Regions from separate parts of the Mus musculus genome. Here region 2 is linked to region 1. The links are chromatin loops, found by intact Hi-C in ENCODE. Cell type or tissue: left cerebral cortex. All regions are shown on one strand.

Region 1 (8,000 bases):
CTCACGCACCATGCTCCTGCGGAGTCTTACGATCTCTGTATCGACTGCCAGTAGCCTGGCATACAAATACACCTGCCCGTCCATACTTTAATGCTTTCTACAGGGCAAACAAACAAACAAACATCTTTGCAGGTAGGAAACTTCGCTTTAAAAAAAAATTAGGGGTGAAGGAGCAGGAGTTTGCATTTGTGGAGCCGAGGAGCCTGTGTTTAGGGAGGACGGAGGCATTTTTCTTGAACTATTATTATTCCTTACCGCATCCCTTGAGAGAGGTTATGCTTGTCACAGGGGAAACTGACGCCCAGAGAGATAGCTCACTAGAAGTCACAGAACTTGTTGACTGTGGCGATGCGTTGGGAATGCAGTTGAAGGGTGAGCCCAGAAGGTGGTGAACAACGAAAGGGGAGGCAGAGCAGGGGAGCTCAGAAAGTAGGTAGGGGTCTGGAGGGCCGGCTTTAGAATTATGCACCAGCTCTGGTCCCTCATTGCTTAGGGGCTTCCCCAGGACATCTCCATTCCATTGGCCCTGGGGGCCCAGCCCGCCCCTCCCCCCTCTCGGTCGTGCCTTGGTGATGCGGGGGCAGGGGCTGTAGGAGGTAGGCCGCCGAGGCCTGGCTGAGAGCGGGAGCCGGCGAAACGTCTGCCTGACCCGACTGAAAAGAGGATGCCTGCCTTTGAGCGCAACCTTGTCTGACCGAATGAAAACTCCCACGGCCATTCTTTGCTATGAAAGCCCCTCATTTGCCACGGGTTGGAGAGGCCATTGCCCCACCCCCCATTCCTTTTCCACTGCCGGGCTGGAAATAAGCATAAACCTCATTTATAAAGGAACCCACGTCACACACACACACACCCTCCCCAAAATCACAGGGCCTGGTTGGTGAAGTCGATTGTGCCCGCTTCCCCTTTCATGTAAGAACAACAAAAAAAATCTGAGATTGCTGATGCTACAGGCCGCTTTAATGAAATAGTCACAGCAAGGAGGAAAAGCCTTCTATCCACCCGCCCCCCCCCAAACCAGGCCCCTATAGCTGCCCCTCACCCCACACTCTCTCCCCTTCACCCTCCCAGAACAAAATGAGCCACAGTAAAATGACTTTCTGAAATAGCCCCGCTTCAAAGCGGAGCAAAGGACTCGCTTTCAGACTCCCCAATGAACGCTGGCCCGATAAGGTCCTAATAGCCAAATCCAAACTCCGTACACCTCTGACTTTCCAACCTCTTCCAACCCTCGCAGCGTTTGTTGATGAAAACACTTTGATGTCCTGAGTCCTCCAAACAATTATTATTATAATTTTAAACAACCTGGTATTTTCCATTACTAACGGCTCAAGCTTTGAAGTTACACCTCATAATTTCCTAAATTAAATAAATCATTTTAAGTTTGCACTGGGAGGCTTTTAATAGCAGAGAAAGGAATATCATTATCTTATTGAGACCCAATTGTGGTGGCTCCAGCTAGGCTGTAGCTAGGGGCAAAGCAGACTCAGTCTAACAGACATACTTTATTAACCTCCCATAACTCTTGAAAGAACAGTTTTATATTTTCTTTGATTTCCCCCTCCCTCTCTTATTTTAAAGCTGTCCCAACCTTTAATTAGTGCTTAATATGAAAAGCATTATTTTTTTAATGCTATGTAATTTACCAGCGGCAACAGGCCAACTTAACAATTGTTTATTAGACTTGGTTTTTCACACAGGGCAAAGAATGCCGCTCCAAACCCAACTTTTCATGGCTGGTTGCACTAATTAATACAGTGTCTGAAGCTCCTAGAGTTTTGTTTTTTTTTTTTTTTAATATTGAAGCATATGAGGGTGGAGGGGGTGTGTTTCAAAGTTCAGCTCCTGCCGACGACAGTCTCTGATTTCTTGAATCATGCTGTTTTGTCCTGTCTGTGAAGTTAACACAGACAGAAACTGTTCCCGGGCACCCCAGACGCTGAGATCCCAGCAACAGCAAGAGAACCCTGGACACCTCTGCTTGTGATTTATGACTTTTGGGGCCAGGCTTGGGGGCTCGGGGTGGGGGGTGGTCCGTTCCGGGCTTAGGGTGGGGTTACCCCTCATCCAGTCTGTGAGGGTGCAGAGCTGGCCTGATGCCTTGGTCTGGGCAAGCAAATGCCGGGAGTCCCAGACCCTAGAGAGTGCTTGGCATTGGGCATAGAATTTGCTAGGCTGAGGCAGGGACTATGGCAAAGGGGTGGAATGAAGGACAGGCTGAGACCCAGGCCTGTGGCTCTGCCACCAATGTGACCCTTGGCGTCTTTCTCCTTCCTCATTCTTTTGTCTTACTTCCCTTTCACATCTTTTGTTCCTCCCCCAATTCTTTACCCTCTCTTTCTGTCGTTCCTTTTTTATAATCTTCCGCTCCTTAATTTTTCTTGCCCAGCCCACTCTATGTCTCGTTAATTTTCTTTCCTGCCTCCGATTTGATTTTGATGCGCTCATCCCGGTAACTTCTCCCTCCCACTCTTTTCTTCCCTCCTCCTTCTCTCAATCTCCCACACCCCCGTTTTCTAAATTAGTCCCAACCCCACCCTCTCTTCCCCTCTTCTGGCTTCCACTTTTTCTTCTGTCCGGGCAGCTCAGAGCTGGCGGGTGCCCCGCACTCCGGAGCGGTTCAGCGCAGGGTGGCTCGGCACTGCGCTCTCTCTCGGTCTGCACCTGGCTAGCTAGCCTCGGACCGACCGGGGCGCGGGAAGGGGCCACGACTCCGGGCAGAAGGACAGAGTCCGAGCGCGAGGCCCCTCCCGTCCCTCCCTCAGCCAGCCGCCCGTTTGAAGTCGCGAGCCGGGCAGGAATGCAGTCGGGTTATCAATCACCCAGCTGGATCCCGAAGGTCTCAGCCTAATCACATTTAATTGCTCGTGGAGGCCCATTCTCGCCCCCGGCTCGCCGCCGCGCTCAATTACTCCCCAAATACCTGCCATCAATAAATGTGCACTGACACCGGGCCTGGCCCGCTCCACTAGCCCAAGAGATCCCAGCCGACCAGGTACCCTCGACCCCGCCTCAACGCCATCGTTAAAATTTACACTTCAAATCCTGATGGAATAGGCCACGCAGAGGACACCTCCCCAACCCCCCTAGATCGAACGCTCCCCAAGTGGCGGACATTGATGCTCAGAGACTTACATCCATCTTCTCCTTTAAGGGAATCAGGTTTGGGTCGAGCGTTAGTGTGCCTGAGGTGGTCAAGACAGTCCAACTAGGGTGAAACCTTGCCACCCCTCCAAGCCACCGCTGCTGGAGGGAAAGCACGAGACAACAGTGCCTCCCAGAGGCCGGCGATTTGCCTCTTCCTCCCTCGCGGTGGCCAGGTAACTTGGCCAGCATTCAGGTGCCTATCTCCTGCTGGCTGCTTCGCGAAGTAAGCATGCGCGATTGGGTTCATTTTTCCCAGGGAGGCCGAGGCACGAACTGAGCTGGGAAGATCTAGCCCCGTGACTGAAGCCCTAGGTCCCCTGCCTAATGTTAGAGGACCTGTAGCTGCTGTCCATTCCCGTCCAGCCCCCTCACTGTTAAACTCACAGAAATCATGGTCTCCTCTCTCCCTCTCCTTGCCCCCTCACTATAGAAAATTCCTCCTAAGAATTGCACAGACCTCTCTGTCTGCCTCTCTTTGCACTGCCCAAATCACACAGCAGGTGAGCTCAGAACCCAGAAATCCACACAGCTCAAGAAGTGCCCAGCCTTTTGCTTGCCATCACCCTCCTGCTGAGAATCTTCCTTTTAAAAAGTCTGCACACTGTCTTTCTTTGTGGTTTCCCTTTCAGGAGGAGTTGGTAATTACATAGTATCTATACAAGACAAAGGAGTTCTCTCCTAAGCAAGCCTCCCTACTTTCTTTATTCCACCCCTCCCACTGTTGTTTGAAGTTGGTTAGTAGCCAGGTAGCGACCTTGAACTCCTGATCCTCCTGCCTCAGGAGGTTGGGATTACAGACGTACACTACAGTTTCCCAGCTGCCATATACTTACACACACACACACACACATTTATAGACACATATATTACAGAATAAGTTTTAGTATCTAAAATGCCCTATGTTCAATGTGAAATATTATCTTTATCATATAGAAACTAACTCTGGCCTTCCAAAGGCAGAGCCAAGGTGGGCAGCTGTAAAAAGTACGTTTTAGCTGGCTTGCGTTATATCTGGTCCCTTCATTTGCTCAATCATTCTTTCTTTCTTTCCCAAGTATACAGGTTCCTCAAAGGGGTTTCTGTACTGCTGGGCATGCCATTTTTTAAGGGGGGGGATTTGGGCAAAGTTTTGCCCATCTTTATTTCAATGCTGAAATCACTCCTGACTTTGTAAGGAAATTCTGTATGAACTGCGTGGTGCCTCCTAAGGTCCCCTCTCAGAAAGTGACCTAGAAGGTGGTGCTGATAGATGGATGGGGCTGTTATTGAGGTTAAATTGGCCATTTAGGGAAAGTCCAAAGGCTGCTGTGCATAGCCTGGCTGGTCTTTGTGGTTGGGTTTCTCTTTGTTTAGCTAGCAGTGAGAGCAGAGAGGAGACAACTAGGAAATCCCATGGGGTGGCTGAGGGGAATATGATCCTGAACTTGAGAATTCCAGGAAAGCAACTATATACAGTTGATGGATGTGGGCTGGGGACAGAGAAGTGTGCATGTACTCACTGCGTGCACTCGAGAACGAACACACACACACACACATACACACACCATGATACCTCCCCGTAACATCTTCCGGTGAGCTGGGGCAGTGCCAGGTGGCTACTACATTTGAGAGTTGGTTTTCAGATCTAATGTGTTCTTGGGTTAGGGATGCTAATGCCTTTTCTGGCTACTGGTAAGTCACAGCCCACTTTGATGAAAAGGAAAATTTGTCCTTTTATTTTTAGGTGTCCCTAGCCATAGTAGCAAGTGAATAGTAATGAACTTGGGGCCCCAGAAGGACAGATTCTGCTAGAGAGGAGGCAAGATATTTGTAAGGCTTAGGGCAAATAAAAAGTGGAGTCATGCTAAGACATCTTTCTCAGGACATCAAGGCCCACATTTTCTCCATATGCTATCCCTGCCTATATCTGGGTCAAGAAAGTGATACCCTTAATTTTTTAGAAGGAAATAAATGTGGTAAGTCTTTGGAGTACAAAATAACTGTCTATGACTCTGCCTATCTATCTGTTGGTATATCTAACTACCTACCAGTCATCTATGCATGTGCTGGAGATGACTCCAGGGTCATCTTGCACATGCTAAACTCTTGTTCTCCCATTGTGCTACAGACCCAGCCACAGTGATGCTGACAGCATGTTACTTTGCTCTCTTAAGTCAGCAGCAAACCCAAAATTCCTTTGTCCTGGCTAACAGCCTACAACAGCGATCCTGAACCTCTGATGCCAAATGAGCATCCTGAAATTCTCTAGTCAAAAATAACTGCGTTCACTTCAACTTTTAGGAAATGCGTTGTTCAGCCTCTGCCACACTCATTGGGTTAAATTACTTAATTGGCTTAGATCAGTAATTTCACTTTCACCCACATAGCAACTATCACCCCTATGTATTATATATGGAAACTGACACACCCCCCACCCCCCCCACCCCCCACCCACCCACCCACCCACCCCCCCCCCCCCCCCCCCCGCTCCAGGATTGCCTGACTATGATCTCACAACTGAGTGGCAGACTGAGAACAACTCCAGAGGAACAAGCTTTTGGTTTTTGTTTGTTGGTTTTTGTCTGTTTGTTTTTTGTTCTTTGAGGCAGGGTTTCTCTGTGTAGCCCTGGCTGTCCTGGAACTCACTTTGTAGACCAGGCTAGCCTCGAACTCAGAAATCTGCCTGCCTTTGCCTCCGCTGGGATTAAAGGCGTGCGCCACCACCGCCCAGCTGAGGAACAAGCTTTTAAGGCAGCTACTGCCAGGCCTGGGGTGGGGTTCAATGGCAGAGCACTACTCAGCCATTCGTGTTGCACAGTCTGTGTGAAATACAGAATTAAGTGAGACCCTCCTAAGTTAGTTATTAGGTGTCTGTAGAGAGCTTCCTCTGAGTTGTTTTAAGACTATGACTCCGTGTCAGGATACAAGAGTTCCAACTCTGGCCAATCTGATCTAGCTTGGGAAGAAGAGAATCTAGGGAAATAATTCTCTTCTGTCCCTTCTCTTGGATTCCTCCTTCCTCTCCTTTGTTTGGTTTTGTTTGGTTGGTGTTTGTTGTTGTTGATGCTGTTGTTATTACTGTTGTTTTGTTGACCTTATTCTCAGACTACAACCCAGGCTGGCCTTGACTCTCTGGGTTCAAGCCTTCTTCATCAGTTTCCATCCCATTGAGCTTGACAATGTCCCTTGCCTGTGCTTAAAGGCTGGGTTTTCTCCCCTGTCGTGTGGGAGGGCCCAGAAGAAGGAAGATGCCTGCCTTTCTTACCGGTTTCCATCATCCTTTCCCTCTCACTCTCTGCCATCGCAAGGCCAGTTCTGGGACTCAGAAGTAAATTTCTCCCCTTACGGAAATTAGCTGGGAAGTCCAAGGCACAATTTCAGAATCAAAGGGGTCATTGCTATTATACTGAACTATGTTCAGCTCAAACACTCTCTAGGCAGTGGCAGGACTGTGACTTTTCAGGACATGAAGACACAGGTTGCAGGGTAAAGATCTTGAGGACAGTGAACCTCGCGAAGTGTAACTTCTGCCTCTAGGTCATGGCAAGAAAAAGAAAACCACGCTCAGATCTCCACATCACATACATATCAGTAATTCATAGACCCTGAAAGTCGCTTCTAAAGGCTGCTAGTCCCCCCACCACTTATCAGAGTCCAGATTTCAAACCCCTGGGGCAGAATGAGGTCTCCCATTACTAAGCCTTCATCACTCCCCCAACTATATAACAGGCCATTTGCCAGGGGGTTATGAAACATGATCATAAATTAAAACTAAGTAACTCCCGTAAAATAAGTGGACAAAGAGCACTCTGTAAGGCTGAGGCTCCGTTTTGACTGTGCTCGCTCATTTATTTGGGTACTTACACCGGTTTCAGAACTCAGGTAACTCCATGTATTGTAAATCTATGGCATGGGGACTGCTCCTGCAAAGCTTTATCCAAGAGTCATCTCAGGCCTGATTGTAAGAAGTGCCACTCAGGTGTCCCTTCATACTTTGCAAAGTCATTTGTGTTATTTCTGCCAGCTGGGTAGCTTGCCTGCAAGACTGGGACCGCAGAGAGGGGAGGGGGCCTGAGCTGCTCACAAGAGTGGAGATGTCAAGGTGCAAACAGAAAACTCAGCATGCTTTGGAACAAGATTGACATTTCGGTGTTTGGGAAGCGGAGACAACAGAATTGCTGTGAGTTTGGTGAGTTCCAGGCCAGCCAAGGCTATATAACAAGTCTCAAAATAATAATCAATAATAATAATAATATCAGGTTTACTTTAAAGAGGAATTTGGAGCTAGCACACCATGGCTGGTAGAGAGGTAGTGTACGGGTTGATAGAATATTCATTCACTCATTTGCAGTTAGTTCAGTAGACAGTGGTAAGTAGCTACTAGTTGTGCCACTGTGACCTCACACACACCATACTTTGATGTGAGATGCACATACTCTCCAGAATACACAGGATGACTAGACACGAAATCTCAGTTCTACCACTACCACATTCAAACGTAGGGGAGTGCTAGAGAAATGTGGTGGTTATCACTAGCTTTCCTTTTTGATCCCAGTCTCTTTCCTTATGAGCCTTCCCCTCTCTTTCTCTCTCCCTCCCTCCTTCCCTCCCCCTCTTCCTTTTTTTTTTTTAAAGATTTATTTTATTTATTATATGTGAGTACACTGTAGCTGTCTTCAGACACTCCAGAAGAGGGCATCAGATTTCATTACAGATGGTTACGAGCCACCATGTGGTTGCTGGGATTTGAACTTGGGACCTTTGGAAGAGCAGTCGGTGCTCTTAACCGCTGAGCCATCTCACCAGCCCCCCCCCCTTCTTTTCTTTCAGTTGTCAGAAAACTCATCATTTCTACCTCCTTTAAAATGTACAGC
Region 2 (8,000 bases), 600 kb before region 1:
GCTATGCTTTCCTCTAGGAATGATAAAGTTGTCACTTATGTTAATCCAATGCTAATGGATTATGCATTTTGTTATAGATGAGGCCATGAAGTTAGATGTTTTAAGATGTAGGTTGGTATACACATATACACTATAAACTTATTAATATGGAATCAGTGTTTTTCATGAAAAGATCTAACAAAAATTGTTAAATTTGGAGTCTCTATGTCAACTGGCTATCAGATTTAATATTACTATAATATAATCTATATAATGAAGTATCTGGCATGAAGCATGATTTTAAAAAAACTCATTAAAAATGTTACTTGACGCCGGTGGTGGTGGCACACGCCTTTAATTTCAGCACTTGGTAGGCAGAGGGAGGTGGATTTCTGAGTTAGAGGCCAGCCTGGTGAGTTCTAGGACAGCCAGGGCTATACAGAGAGAAACCCTGTCTCGAAAAAACCAAAAAACCAAAAAACAAAAAACAAAAAACAAACAAAATAGTTACTTGATTTTTTTTATGCTTTTGAGATCTTATTAAAACAAATATATGATGTTTGTATCTATAAATGACCCATAATTTATCATTCTCATATATATGTATATGTATGTATTAGAAAATTTTACATGAAGCTAGGTCAGTAATAACCAAAACATTGTTTATCAAAAAATTTTAAATGCATTGTATTAAAGCAGTTTGACTTTCTTAGAAGGTTGTCTGTAGCACAATTTAAAAAGGTCTGTCTCACTGTGTTAAATGTCCATAGGAGCACAGGGCAGCTCTCATATTAATTAACATGCATAAAGCACAAAGTTAATCAATATCTTGGATTGGAGGTCAAAGGCTCAGAGGCTGGGCAGGGTCATGATAACAAGAGACACAGAGGAGCTGTTGCTCAGCCAAGTAAAGATGGCACACCCGGCATGTTCACCACACAAGGGCTGAGTCTGCCTAGCTTAACACGTTGTCACAGTGGGTGTAAGGGATAGATGCCGTCACTTCTTCTGATTTGTTCCAACCAAAGCCATAAGTCAGGATTTTTAATGCAAAATTTTCTAGTGTTTTGAATGCTGGCCACTAAGTTATTGCTAAACAAAAGGTGAGACAGCCCAAAGTTGCCACACATTAGGCCTGTGAGTCTAGGCACTAGCTTGTCCCTTGCTGTAACTGTGAGCTTTCCCATCCATGCAGAGATTCCCTGAAATAATGACTCTGCTACTCAAATATGTTTACAAGCACCTTGACCATAAGCTTGGATTGTTCTCCAACTAGCTCATAACCTAATATCTCATTTATTCTAATCTAAGTTCTACCACCTGGCTGGTCACCTTAGCTCAGCACTCATTCATCTGTCCTTCTTCATGTTCCAGGGCAAATCCTCCCACATCTGGATTTATCCCAGAAACCTTTCTGTCTACTGGAAGTCCCACATTCTATTCTGCCATTTCCTATAGGCCACTGATTTTTTTTTTGGACAGGTGATGCATACATATAGTACACAAGAGATTCTTTCTAAACCTTGCACATAGAGCTTCACTGTATAAAATATGTATCTGATAACTCTTGCATGGAAAGAATAAGGACAAAAATTGTGAGAATATGACTGCTTGTAGCTAAAATGAAGATTGGTCTACACGCCATACTCTCAATTCCCTGTGTCCCGTGTCAATCATGATGTTCTCGGATGTGTATCTTAGGGGAGGCTGAGTTTATTCAGGGTGCCGGGGATACTGGAGTGAGTTACATAGTATCTAAATCAAGATATTCAGGGTGAAGGAAGAAGCAGGTCATCTCAGCCTAAGACAGCCCCAGAGGAAGGAATTGGTCCATGTATTGGGAAGACTTCAGGAAGAGGGGACAGATTAACTGAGGTTCAAAGGATGAAGTGGGAGAAGAGCTGTGGGAAGGGACTGTTGTGAAACTCCTCCAGACAGCTGTGGGTGGGAAGCTGCAGCTGCCGGGGATGCTGGGCATGGTGTAGACCTGGGTGGTTGGGAGGGTTGGTTGTAGTTCTGTCATGGAGTATAGCTAGAGGATATGTAGGTATCCTGCCTTCAAGAGGGGCTGAGATAAAGGATACTGGGGCACTAGTACGGGTTCCTTTACCAATGAAGGTAGGGAGGGGTTGGGGCCATAGCTAGGGCCAGGAGAGCTTGAAACCAAGAGAAAGGGCAAAATGCAGATGTGGCCAGCAAGGCCATTCTCCAGGAGAGATGTGGACAGTGGGACCATTGTTAGTTACACAGGTCCATGCTAGCTCCACACTGCAAACAGCTGGGAAACTTTGAAAAACTCCCCTTTCTTCAAATAGAGAATACAGAATCTGGATTCTGTGTGCTCTGAAATGAAGGGACAGACATGGATGACAGGGAATCATCCCCCCAAAGTTATGAATCTTGGGTTTCTGTGTCATCTTAGAGGTAGCTGCCATGGTGTCTTGCCATTTTTCCAGTTAGTGGTACTGAAGATGGGCCAGGCCAGCAAGCTCCTTGTTGGCCAAGTACACAATAATCTGACACACATTCTTGTGTGCAAGTGGAAGAAGTCTAGCAAGTCCCCTGGGCAAAGCCTCCAAAGGGGCTCTTTCTTTAAAAATAAAGCAATTCTCACAGTATTGAGGTTGGCTTCAGTATGAGCTCATCATCCAGCCCTCGAAAGGCAGAGGAAGGAGGATAACCACGAGCCAAAGGCCCGCGGTCCACACTGAAAAATCCAGGCCAATCAGGACTACACACTGAGAGTCTCTCTCAAAGCAAAAGTGACAAGAAAAATAAAAGAAGCTAATTGTGTCTCTTAACTAGATCAGAGGCCAAATTGATGGTGTCACTGCCAAGAAATCGAAGCTTTTTTTTTAAAGCGTCTTCTAGGTAGACCTGAAAGTTGGAAGCCTTTTTAGTCATAATACTGCCTGCCAGTTATGTATATGATCCGTTCCTCCCCCGCCACCCCTCCCCCACTTGTGTGAACATGCTGCAGAGGCTTCTAGAATGTTCAGGGCCATGTGGACGTGTTCTCATGATCTGCCATTTATTTTGAACACACAGATCCATGTTTTGTCTAGTGTGATCCAGCCTATACCACCCTGCAGAGTTCCCTAGTGCAACAGCAGAGTCTTCTTTTAAGGTAGATACAACGGAGGAGTTCGGGAAAGGATTTATTTTGCAAACCTGCATAATGTTTAAGAACCATGTTCAAACAGTTGAGAAAAGCAGTTGTATCCAAGCTGATACATTGTATCCAATCTGATACATTGTTTTCTTTTGGAAACAATGGCGCTATCACCACCGCCACTGAGCACCAGGTGTCTGGCCTGTCAACCACTCAGGTGGCCTGGTGAGCCTACATTTGGGAACAGCTTCACATTGGATTCGGATTGTTCAGGGTCACATCCCAGTTTCGTGATGGATAAGACAAGCTAGAACTAGCAGGTCTCCGGCAAAGTAAGGCAAAGTAATCTGGGAAATGTGCTTTGTAACTCAGATCCTCAGAACAGAAGAGAAAGCCAGGAGAGGCTTGGAATGAGCATGTTCAGTTCCTGTTGTAATTCCACCATGCCTGTGGCAGAGACGGGCCGGGGAGTCTTTGTTATCCTGTGTAGGCCAAAGCTTCAAAGTGATATTTTGAGCCTGTTTTCTTCTTTGGCTACAAATCCTATTACAGGTGTGGAGAGCTTTGAATGTTCTCTCTAATCAAAGTTATTCCTAGTTGTGTTTTCTCATATTTTCTTTTAAGAAATTCATAGCAATTACAATCAAGTCATAAATATCCGTGTGTGTGTGTGTGTGTGTGTGTGTGTGTGTGTGTAGATTAATAAAGGGCCATGGAGAAGGACAGTTTTTCCCCATCAGTCCTACCTCTTATTAGTGAGTGACATCAGGCAAGTTGATAAACGTTTGAAACAGGCTGATAAAACTTGCATCAGAGTTGGTCCATAGAGGGCGCTAAAAGAACAATATTCATTTCCCATGGTTGTTTTGTTTTGTTTTTGTATGTGTTTCAATTTAACAAATTTGAACAGTAATACTGGCATTCATCACACTGAAATGGAAATAACACATTTTTATACTGGCTTTGACTCAGAAATCCCCATCCTTTGGGAAATGGCTTTGCTTCCATGTAGTTTAACACAACTAATTCATTCTGTAATTTGTAAGCTCCCTTAATGACCTCTTGCTCTGCCATCGAATCTTATACAGTAATTATATACTCAATATAGATTTAGGAAAAGTATGTACTGATATGAAGATTGCTTTGTTTTAATTTATAAGTTTGTTTTTCACACTTTCAAGTAGTCAAAAAATTCTATTTAAAAAAAAAAAGTAATTTTGAGTCCTTGTCTGAATCCATTTGAGGTCCTAGGTCATCACTCTGGGAAGGATTAATATGGCTCTTAGAGAATTTCTCTAAGTTTCTACAAAAAGGAACATGGAAAAGAGAAGCCTGGGGCTTGGCTCTCTGACTTCCTATCTCATCGCATGACCTTTTTTTTTCTCACATACTCTCTCACCTTCACACTTTGTCACATTGTGACGGAGTAGGAAACGCCCTCCTGAGAGCCAAGCACCATGCTCCCGAATCTCCAGGACTGTGAGATGAATTGATCTCCGCCCTGTTTAAAAAACTGGATTGTCCCTATTTATTGTAGCAATAGAAGATGGACTAACACAGCTTGATCCTCACTTCACCAAATAGAGATTGTAGCCTGTGCAGTCAGAAAGGACTAGTCTGGATGCAACTATCAACTCCATTCTGTGCCTCTGGACAAACACATCCCCCTTTCTTCTTCCAATCTTCCCGTTCAGGCAAGATTCATATGGAATATTACATCATGGCCAAAACCCAGGTGTTTGCCAGTTGTGGTTCTGACGTGTTCCTTGGATGTGCATATGTGTTATCCAGGGACAGAATATTGTAGATAAACTCAAACAAAACTGTAAGTGTAGCATCCAAGAAATCTTATCCGTGTAGTGTAGCGACTGAACAGATAGGGTGACCTGGTGGAAACAGACCCTGGAAAGAGTGCACATTGTAGCTATTATTTGTTGCGAAGAAGAGTAAACTAAGAATGCTCCTTGCTAGGTGGCTTCTGCCACATCTTTTAGCTGCCAGTTTTTTCAGTTGATGCTCTTTCAGGAGAGTGAGCCCAGGAGCTCACATTGGATGCCTCAGGCCACAAGAGGGCTTCATTGTACAGGTGATGCCATTCAAAGGCTGGATAGGAGCACTGGCCCACCAGGCCTTTCAGATGAGCAGAAAAGCAAGGGGGCTGCAGCAACAAAACCTGGCAGGATGTCTCTCTGGAGACCACGGTGGCTGGTTCATTCCCACATCCTTTGGTTTGTTTGTTTGGTTGAGACAGGGTTTCTCTGTGTAGCTTTGGAACTCACTCTGTAGACTATGCTGACCTTGAATTCAAAGATCCATCTGCCTATGCATTTTTTAAAAATTGTTGTGATAAAATAACACAGCACTTGCCATGTTAATCCTTGAAGCACACACTTTGGCAACACGAAGCACATTACATCATGGTGGACTCATCACTACCAGCCACCACAGAACTCCGTTAATGAGCACTCTCTTTCCACTCTCAAAGTAGAAGCAGTCTGGCCAAGGTGATATTGGTGGGACACATGGCTTCTCAGCCAGTCAAACTTTTCTCTCTCCCCTGTCCTTCTCACAAAGGAAGCACCTGATTATTCAACCTCAGATCAGATTTCTACCCTACAGCGAGGATTAGCAGGCTACTTTATCATCACCAAGAAAATGTATTCATTAAAAAGCAGCCAGATGCCCCAATCTCAACAAATGCTCACTCGAAAGTAGCCTTTGCTAAGACAAGGTGTTAGAAAGTGACATTTCCCGACCAGTTCCTACATCCTTGGTGTTCCATAGATAGAACTTCATTTGCTCCTCACGGTCTTGTGTGGTAAGTAGCATTTTTCAGGTATAGATAAAGGTACCAGAAGGATGAAGAAACCTGGCTTCTCACAGGCAGATGGTAATGACGTCAGTCTTCAACCTTAGGTCTGCCCTTTCACTGCAGGTCTCTGCACTGATGTCTTAGGGTTTTACTGCTGTGAACAGACACCGTGACCAAGGCAACTCTTGTAAAGGACAACATTTAATTGGAGACGGCTTCTAAGTTCAGAGGTTCAGTCTATTATCATCATGATGGAAGCATGGCAGCCTCCAGACAGGCATGGTATAGAAAGAGCTGAGAATCTACATTTTGATCTGAAGGCAGACAGAAGACTGACATCCTCAGGCAGCAAGGAGAAAGCTCTCAAAGCCCACTCCCACAGTGACACTCCTACCCCAATAAGTCCACAGCCACTCCAACAAGGCCACACCCACTCCAACAAGGCCACACCTCCTAATACTGCCACTCCCTGGGCCAAGCATATTCAAACCACCACAGCTGGTTAATTTTTTTTTTAAATCACGTAACCAAATTCCTGAGAAAAAGCAGCTTGAGGAATGAGAGGAATATTTTAGCCAATGGTATCTGGGGATGTAGTTCATCCTGGTGGGAAGGCTTGGCAGTACGAACTTGAGGCTACTGCTTACTTGTGTCTCAGGGACCAGGAAGCAGAGAGCAGACCTGATGCAAAAGCAGTTTTTTAAGCCCTTAAGGCCCATCCCTAATGACCTACTTCCTTCAGCAAAATTCAGCCTCCTAAGGTTCTACAGCTCCCAAAATAAGAATAGTAGGATGGGCCTTGGCCTGGGAATTACTTCCAGACTGAAGCATCCCTCTGGGGTTAGTCATGTATCTTCTTGGCCCAGAGGAAACTCTTGTACCTTTAGTTTCTCCACAGAGCAGGCATTTCCAGTCTGAAAAGTCCAGTTTAGCAACATGTTTGCAAAGACTCCTGCTACTATACTGTCCATATATTGTTACAAAAAAAAATCTCTCTGAACACAGAGTAAATAATTTTTTGGGAATTAACATTTCTTTTGCCCTGGCTTAGGTCTTCTCTCTGTGTGTGTCTTTCTTTCTCTCTTTTGTTTTTAGTAAGCTCATCTTTTGCTTTTTTAACAGTAACAAAAAATGAACTGCACTGCAATTCTGTACTATGCTGTACAAAAGGTAGCTATCATTTAACACTGAAGTACAAAGTCTTGGATTAGAGATGTTTGCTGTGGTCTTGGCACATGGACAGGCAACTTGCCAGTAACACACTCAAAAACATTTACAGACTACATGGTAACATTTGCAGTGGTTGCATCTCTTATAATGAATTAACTATGCTCCTGACCCCCAAAGCCGGCTTAGACCAAACTGATTCTGCATCTCTCAAAACTAAGGGGTTTCGACGGGAGAAGGGAGAATCTGGGTGTCATTACTGTAGATGGGGCTCACACTTGAATCTATGGAATAGCAGGCCAGGATAATGGGATGGTAGAAGTATTCTAGTAGAAAAAGAAAATTCATGGGACAGCAAGATGGCTTAGTGGAAAAAGGTGCTTGCATCTCAGTGAGTCAGCCTGAGTTTAATCTCCAAGATGCACATTGTGGAAGGAGCAAATCTACCTCTACCTACACACATAGATAAATAAATGTAAAAAAAAAGATGTGTTATTAAAAGAAAAAAATCCAAAATCCCATATACCTCTATTTCAGGTTCCCTTGCCTGTCAAGAATCTTTTGCCATTTCAGCTTTAAAATAAAGTCAAGAATAAAATGTAAAAGTTGAGATATTTCCTGACTTCTTGATATCAAGCAACAAAGGACGTTAAATCCCTCCAGATCGAAATCTGGGTGAAGAGTAGACAAGTGTCCCTACTTCCTGATCCCCCCACGGTGGGAAACCAGGGAGATGAAACTGGACTGGTGCATCCACTTCCTGTTTCAAGAGAAGTTCTCACCCATGGTGTAGTCTGGGAGACTCTCCAAATTGAAGACTTGAAGAAATTTAAGAGCAAAATAGCTAGAAACTGCGAGAGTGAGGCATGGGGAAAGAAACAGGGAGGGAGAGAAAGTAAGAGAGAGGGGAGAAGGGGAGAGGGAGAGAGA

What was found. Peaks named below come from ENCODE experiments on the same cell type or tissue, not always from the same donor. Only the 100,000 strongest peaks of a DNase experiment are listed, where the experiment ranks them.
Region 2: it touches region 1 in a loop (2.7-fold over the local background); 2 of 42 quality-filtered maps call a loop at or near these places.

Annotation. Positions count from the first base shown.
Region 1 is chr13:53,457,317-53,465,316 of GRCm38, reverse strand. It overlaps Gm33763 (a long non-coding RNA gene), which reads right to left and starts at 3,962. Exons shown (of 4, transcript XR_873406.2): 1 at 3,136-3,962. In left cerebral cortex, a CTCF peak has its summit at 3,289; no DNase peak of the experiment used is centred here; H3K4me3 peaks cover 402 bases.
Region 2 is chr13:54,059,420-54,067,419 of GRCm38, reverse strand. No RefSeq gene overlaps it. Among named protein-coding and RNA genes, the nearest start is that of Drd1, 7.8 kb to the right of the region's middle. In left cerebral cortex, CTCF peaks have their summits at 3,917 and 5,158 (motif pointing right); DNase peaks (open chromatin) are centred at 3,927 and 5,124.